2 separate regions of the Homo sapiens genome follow, and region 1 is linked to region 2. Evidence: chromatin contacts called from ENCODE Hi-C or POLR2A ChIA-PET data. All regions are on one chromosome and are shown on one strand. The core of a region is the stretch at or near the end of the contact, and the rest is flanking DNA. Distances in the headings are between cores, read along the strand shown.

Region 1 (2,818 bases), core at 9-2,508, 37 kb after region 2:
ATGACTAACCAATATATGAAACACTTTAAAATAAAAGCTTTTTGGCCAGGCGCGGTGGCCCATGCCTGTAATCCCAGCACTTTGGGACACTGAGGTGGGCAGATCACGAGGTCAGGAGTTCGAGACCAGCCTGTCCAACATGGCGAAACCCCGTCTCTACTAAAAATACAAAAATTAGCCGGTCGTGGTGGTGGGCATCCCAGCTACTTGGGAAGCTGAGGCAGGAGAATCACTTAAACCCGGGAGGCGGAGGTTGCAGTGAGCCGAGATCGCACCATTGCACTGCAGCCTGGGCAAAAGAGCAAGACTCCAACTCAAAATAATAATAATAATAATAATAAAATAAAAAAATAATAAAAATAAAAGCTTTTTAAAAAAATTTAGGATTTTTAAAACAGTTTACAAAGTTGAGATACTTTAGCACTGTTTGTGACTGCCCAACACTGGAACATTTTCCAGACAAAGCTCTGGATCCCAGGACTCAGCCTTCTTCAGCACAGCCTGATAAGGCTCTCATGGGGTCCCCCCGCCCCTGGGGGTAGCCTACCTGAGTCAAAATCCTGACTCTTCCCCTTGTTGGCTGAGGCCTTGGACAAGTCATTTAATCTCTAAGGGTCCATTCTTCTTCTACATGGTGACAATCCTGACTTTGAATTACTTCAAGGATTAATTAAAATAATACATGTATAACCCTTGGCCCAATGCCTGGCATATACTGAAGGACTCAATAATAGGTTGAGGCTCTCATGACTGTAATAATTATGAGTAGTACTAAGAAAGATAGTGGAAATAGTTGCAGTGAGGCCCTACTCTAGATGGAGGGCCCACTTGTGATTTGAAACATCCAGCCACAGTTTAGGCAATCATACAGGCCTATCTCCTATGGCAAATGGAATACTGCCCCATCAAATGGGTTGAACTAATACCACTAGACTAAGTATTTGATCACTGCTTTTTTACAAGGTACTAAGGTAGTACTCAAATTGCTGGTTTTTGGAGGACACAATTATATTGCCCAATATGGACAACTCACTATGTGAGTTGTCACCCCCTCCTGAGACACATGGACAGAAAATATAATACACTGGCAAGAGTCCAGCTTTATGGCCACTGCATTCAGACATTACCAGATTCCAAGTTTTTCCCATTTGAAGTAGCTGGTGCAGTTCATTTCTTTAGACATGCCTCCATCCACATCAAGTCTGAAAGCTTCTTTAATGCTTTTAAGATTAAGATAAAACAGCTGGTGAAGGGGTGGAAGCGTGTCAGTGGCAAAAACTCTAAAAGGAGAACACAGAGCTTGGCTAAAGACAAAGCAACAGGAAGTCAAGCACATGCACCGTCCAGAAATACCCTGAAATGTTATTTTAAGACTTCCACCCGCGATGCAATCTCATCCTCCATATTTTAATGCTTTTGTGATATTTGAAGGAAGGGACAGGAAAATAACAATGATGAATAAAATTAATTCTGGTTAAGTAACAACTAGGCCTGAGGGCCAGGTGTCCCTTAACCACTGAGCACAAGAACTCTGTGATTTTAGATACACTCAGACAGAAAATCATGGAAAATATCCACCCACCGCCAATTCCTTCAATGGCAGAAAACATAAGACACGAATAATCAACTTTACTTAAGATTTGCAAACCTTATGTGTACTAAGTAACCAGTACTGTGTCTAGTTGCCATGGGGTGGGGGAGTGGGGTGGGGGTCTAAAAGAATTGAACATTTCAATAAATGTTATTCAATAACTAGGTTATATATGAACATTCAGTCAAAATATATTTGTAAGGGAGGCTTCAGTTTCTAGAAGAGAACTGAGAAATAGAAAGGCAGCTGCAAAATTTGGTGTACACTGATGTTCATATTTAATCTAATTAATGGGTAATACATTTCTGAAAGGGTCGATTTATTTTTTTAGAGTCACCCTGTAATAGCAAATCTTAGTGACTGATGAAACCTCATACCATAAAAAGAACAGGATAGAGAAACGTAATACGAAGTCGAAATGGTTAAGGCTGTCATATTGCCTTCACTTCAAAGGAATTACATTCACTGTTGGTATTTCTTGTAGGGAACCGAGATACCATTGAAGAAGCCTTCAAAAAGGCTACATTACATAAAGCATTAAAACAAAAAAGTAATCTAGTAACAAAAAGGCCCACAAACAGAGCTGTGGGGTACAAAATTAGTTCTTCATAAATTTTTTTTTTTCTTTGAGAAAGAGTCTCACTCTGTTGCCCAGGCTGGAGTGCAGTGGCATGATCTTGGCTCACTGCAACCTCCACCTCCCAGGCTCAAGCAATCCTCCCACCTCAGCCTCTGAGTAGCAGGGACCGTAGGCACACATCATGATGCTTGGCTAATTTTCTTTTATTTTTTGTAGAGATGGGCTTTCTCCATATTGCCCAGGCTGACCTCGAACTCCCTGTAAATATTTCTTATAGATCAGTGAACACAATGCCATATTTTCTTACAATGCTGCACCCGACGGCTTCATGGGCCCTTCTAAGAAACGAAGAAACTGACCAGTAGACAGAACGGTGCCATATGTTTTGTTATGAGATATGGGCAAAAGGATTGCTGTCAGATGCCAGGCAATGAAAGTAAAGGCAGGAGGAATTTCCACCCTTGAAGTGAAATAAAGACATTTTAAAGCTACGGAGGTTGGTGTGAGCTATTCAGAGGTCACCAGGACCATCAGCATGTGGACTGTGTCACAGTTAAGTCTGCAATGTCTTCTTTTCCTTATTAGTATATAAAATAGTAGCGTGCCCAAAATCAGTATCTTAGTATATGAAATATTAATTTCTTAGA
Region 2 (2,818 bases), core at 154-2,653:
AATTCTCTCTCGGCAGAGGGAAAGAGCACTTGGCTGGCTGGCCAAATCCTGTGGATAATTATTTTTCCTTTTGCTCATTCTCTCCAATTAAGAGTGAAGACTATGTCTGTCACTAGGGAGGGATTGCAAAGAAGCCCCTCCTAAGAAGGTGTCCTTTCATTTTATTTAGTAGCCTGACAAGGATCTGGTCCAAGCTTTTCAGAAAGACGTCACCAGATCTCCTCAGCTCCCCAGAATAACTCTCTGTCCAAGCAGCTGGCTTCCAACCATCCCACAAACTGCCATCCAGAGACACATTTATTCATGTGGTTCCTTCCCTCCACCCCATCACCGTCACTGTCTGTAATATCCTCCCCTCCTCTGTCTCTCTAGTCTCCACATGCCCTTCAGGGTTCAGCTCCTAGTTTTGACCTCCCTGCTCTCAAACCTTCCCACTAGGAACTTCACCCTCACTTGAATTCCAACTGTATTCTCTCTGGATCATTTTTTCTGGCCCTTTGTCATTTTTTTAAAATCTCTTCTAGATTATTAAAGGTCTCACTTAACCTCCGTCTCCCGGGCTCAAGCTATTCTCATGTCTCAGCCTCCTGAGTAGCTGGGACTACAGGCATGTGCCACCACGTCCTGCTAATTTTTTTTATTTCTAGTAGAGATGGGGTTTTGCCATGTTGCCCAGGCTGGTCTCGAACCCTGGGATCAAATGATCCACCTGCCTTGGCCTCCCACAGTGCTGGGATTACAGGCCTGAGCCACCATGCCTGGCCTAAAGGGCTCACTTCTAACAGGTTTCTCTTTCTAGGTAAAGAGAATATTAAAAAGTATATTTTTCAGACTCCCTATAAGACCCAGTTAAACACCCAAATTGTTCTTGACCAGTAGTAACCACTTAATGCATAAGTAGCCACAGCGACTATTGGGTCCCAGCTCAGTTTATAAATTCCCTAAACTTCCAGCTCAGCAAAAGAGCTTTTTCTCAGCATGCATTTATACAAGCCAACGTCTGTGGTGAACTCCAAGCATTCTCTTCCAAGCAGTCTAGTTATGTCAGATGTGGGAGGGGTGTCATTGGAGTAAGAAACTGCGAAGAGGGAAAGCCAAGAGACTTGTGTCAAGCTGTTTTTTTACTCTCTTCTTCCTGTGTCCCTTGATCTCAGCAGGGCTCCCCGACCCTGTCCTTTTGATGTCTTGCTATCCCACTGGGAGGTAAAGAGCCTGTCCAGTTCCTCCAGGACTAGGGTTTGGAGCACTGACTTTGGTACTTCCTGACATCTACACTTATCCCCTCTGGTGGTTTTAAAGCCTGTTCACAAATTCCTTGACATCCATCCCTTCAAAAAGTGAAGCCTAATTCCCTCCCTCCTAAGTGTGGGCAAGACTTAATGACTTGCATCTAGTTTATAAAATATGGTGGCAGGAAGAGTGTGTAAACAGGTGGTAAAAGACATCAAGGCTTCCTCTTTGCTCTTTTGGATCATTCACCACGAGGAAGTCAGCTACTATGTCATGAGGGCACACGGCAAAGAACTGAGGTTTCCTACCAAAAACTAGCACTAACTGGCCAACCACAGGAGTGAGCCATTTCAGATAGGATCCTCCAGCACCAGTCAAATCTTCAGATGCCTATGACTCCAGCTAATATCAGGATGGGAACCTCATGAGAGGCTGAGCCAGAAATACCCAGATAAGCCGCTCCCAGATTCCTGACCCACAGAAACAGTGTGACATAATAAATACTTGTTTTAGGCCACTGAGACTGGGATAACCTGTACAGCAATAGATAACTAGTACAGCACTGTTCCCCTTTCTCCATTCTGTCACTTAGAATTGAGTCCATGACGCTCATCCCTAGGGATGAGCTCCTTCAAGGCCAGTCTTAATCAGTATTTCTCTACCCTGCTCCCTTCCACCCCACACCCCATGCTTTCCCCCTCCTGCCTCAAGGTTTCACATACAGCAGGCATTCCACAAATGTTTATTCAAGAAATACCTCCAGTTCCAGCCTTTCCTGTGGCTCATTCACAACCCAGAAAAATGTACCAAAAAGCTGAGTTGATCCTCGAATGCTTACAGAACTTAAGACAGTGCATGGTAATTTGTAACCTGTCTCCTGATTATGAAGAGTTTATTATTAATACAGGATCTGGATTTGGAGCATTAAATTTGGCTGACACTTTCATCTGTCTGTGCTAATCTAATGCTAAGTCATAGCTTCAATGCCTTTATCTCCATGGTCCTCACTTCAGATAATCAGTCATTTACTTTATCAGTCACTTACTGCACATTAGAAGTGCTGAAAATTCTATTTTACACCAGAGCAATGGTCCTTCAAACTTTGTATCTTTAAACTTTCCCCTTTGATTGTTTTGCCCTCTTACCTACTTTCCTTCTGAATTCACCTTCCTGCCTCCTCCCATAGACCCATATTAGTGCTAAATATAACCGCAGGGAAACAAAACACGCTAGGATCTCATCATAGCTGATACAATGACTTTAAAGTAGCTTCCTCTCCTGAAATACATCTTATGAGCACTATTTTTTTTTTTTTTTTTTTTTTTTTTTTTTTGAGACAGAGTCTCACTCTGTCACCCAGGCTGGAGTGCAGTGGCGCGATCTCGGCTCACTGCAAGCTCCGCCTCCCGGATTCACGCCATTCTCCTGCCTCAGCCTCCCAAATAGCTGGGACTACAGGTGCCTGCCACCACACCTGGCTATTTTTTTTTTTTCTGTATTTTTAGTAGAAACGGGGTTTCACCGTGTTAGCCAGGATGGTCTTGACTTATGAGTACATTTATCCAGCAAAGAAAGCAAATGTTCTTTT

What was found. Hi-C counts contacts between places; a loop is a spot of excess contacts on that map. ChIA-PET counts read pairs that join two places held with the same protein, here RNA polymerase II (POLR2A). Pooled maps may share reads with other maps.
Region 1: a map of endothelial cell of umbilical vein shows a loop between it and region 2 (2.3-fold over the local background). The contact joins two enhancer-like sites. A Hi-C loop is called at or near these places in 7 of 168 maps with a recorded cell type or tissue (Caco-2, HepG2, Right ventricle myocardium inferior and 4 more) and 5 of 50 pooled maps. POLR2A ChIA-PET finds 5 or more read pairs at or near these places in 5 of 52 experiments (CD8-positive, alpha-beta T cell, Caco-2, H1 and 2 more).

What each region holds. Positions count from the first base shown.
Region 1 is chr12:62,902,038-62,904,855 of GRCh38, forward strand. All of the region lies in intron 1 of PPM1H (protein phosphatase, Mg2+/Mn2+ dependent 1H), which reads right to left. Among named protein-coding and RNA genes, the nearest start is that of PPM1H, 32 kb to the right of the region's middle. Within about 2 kb of position 1,259, at least 2 of the 41 ENCODE cell types and tissues checked have a DNase peak (open chromatin) inside an H3K27ac peak, as active enhancers do; they include endothelial cell of umbilical vein, where a contact is called at or near this core.
Region 2 is chr12:62,865,033-62,867,850 of GRCh38, forward strand. All of the region lies in intron 1 of PPM1H (protein phosphatase, Mg2+/Mn2+ dependent 1H), which reads right to left. The region is part of intron 2 of LOC105369795 (a long non-coding RNA gene); the gene reads left to right. Among named protein-coding and RNA genes, the nearest start is that of PPM1H, 69 kb to the right of the region's middle. RefSeq lists an enhancer at 738-1,567. Within about 2 kb of position 1,404, at least 6 of the 41 ENCODE cell types and tissues checked have a DNase peak (open chromatin) inside an H3K27ac peak, as active enhancers do; they include endothelial cell of umbilical vein, where a contact is called at or near this core.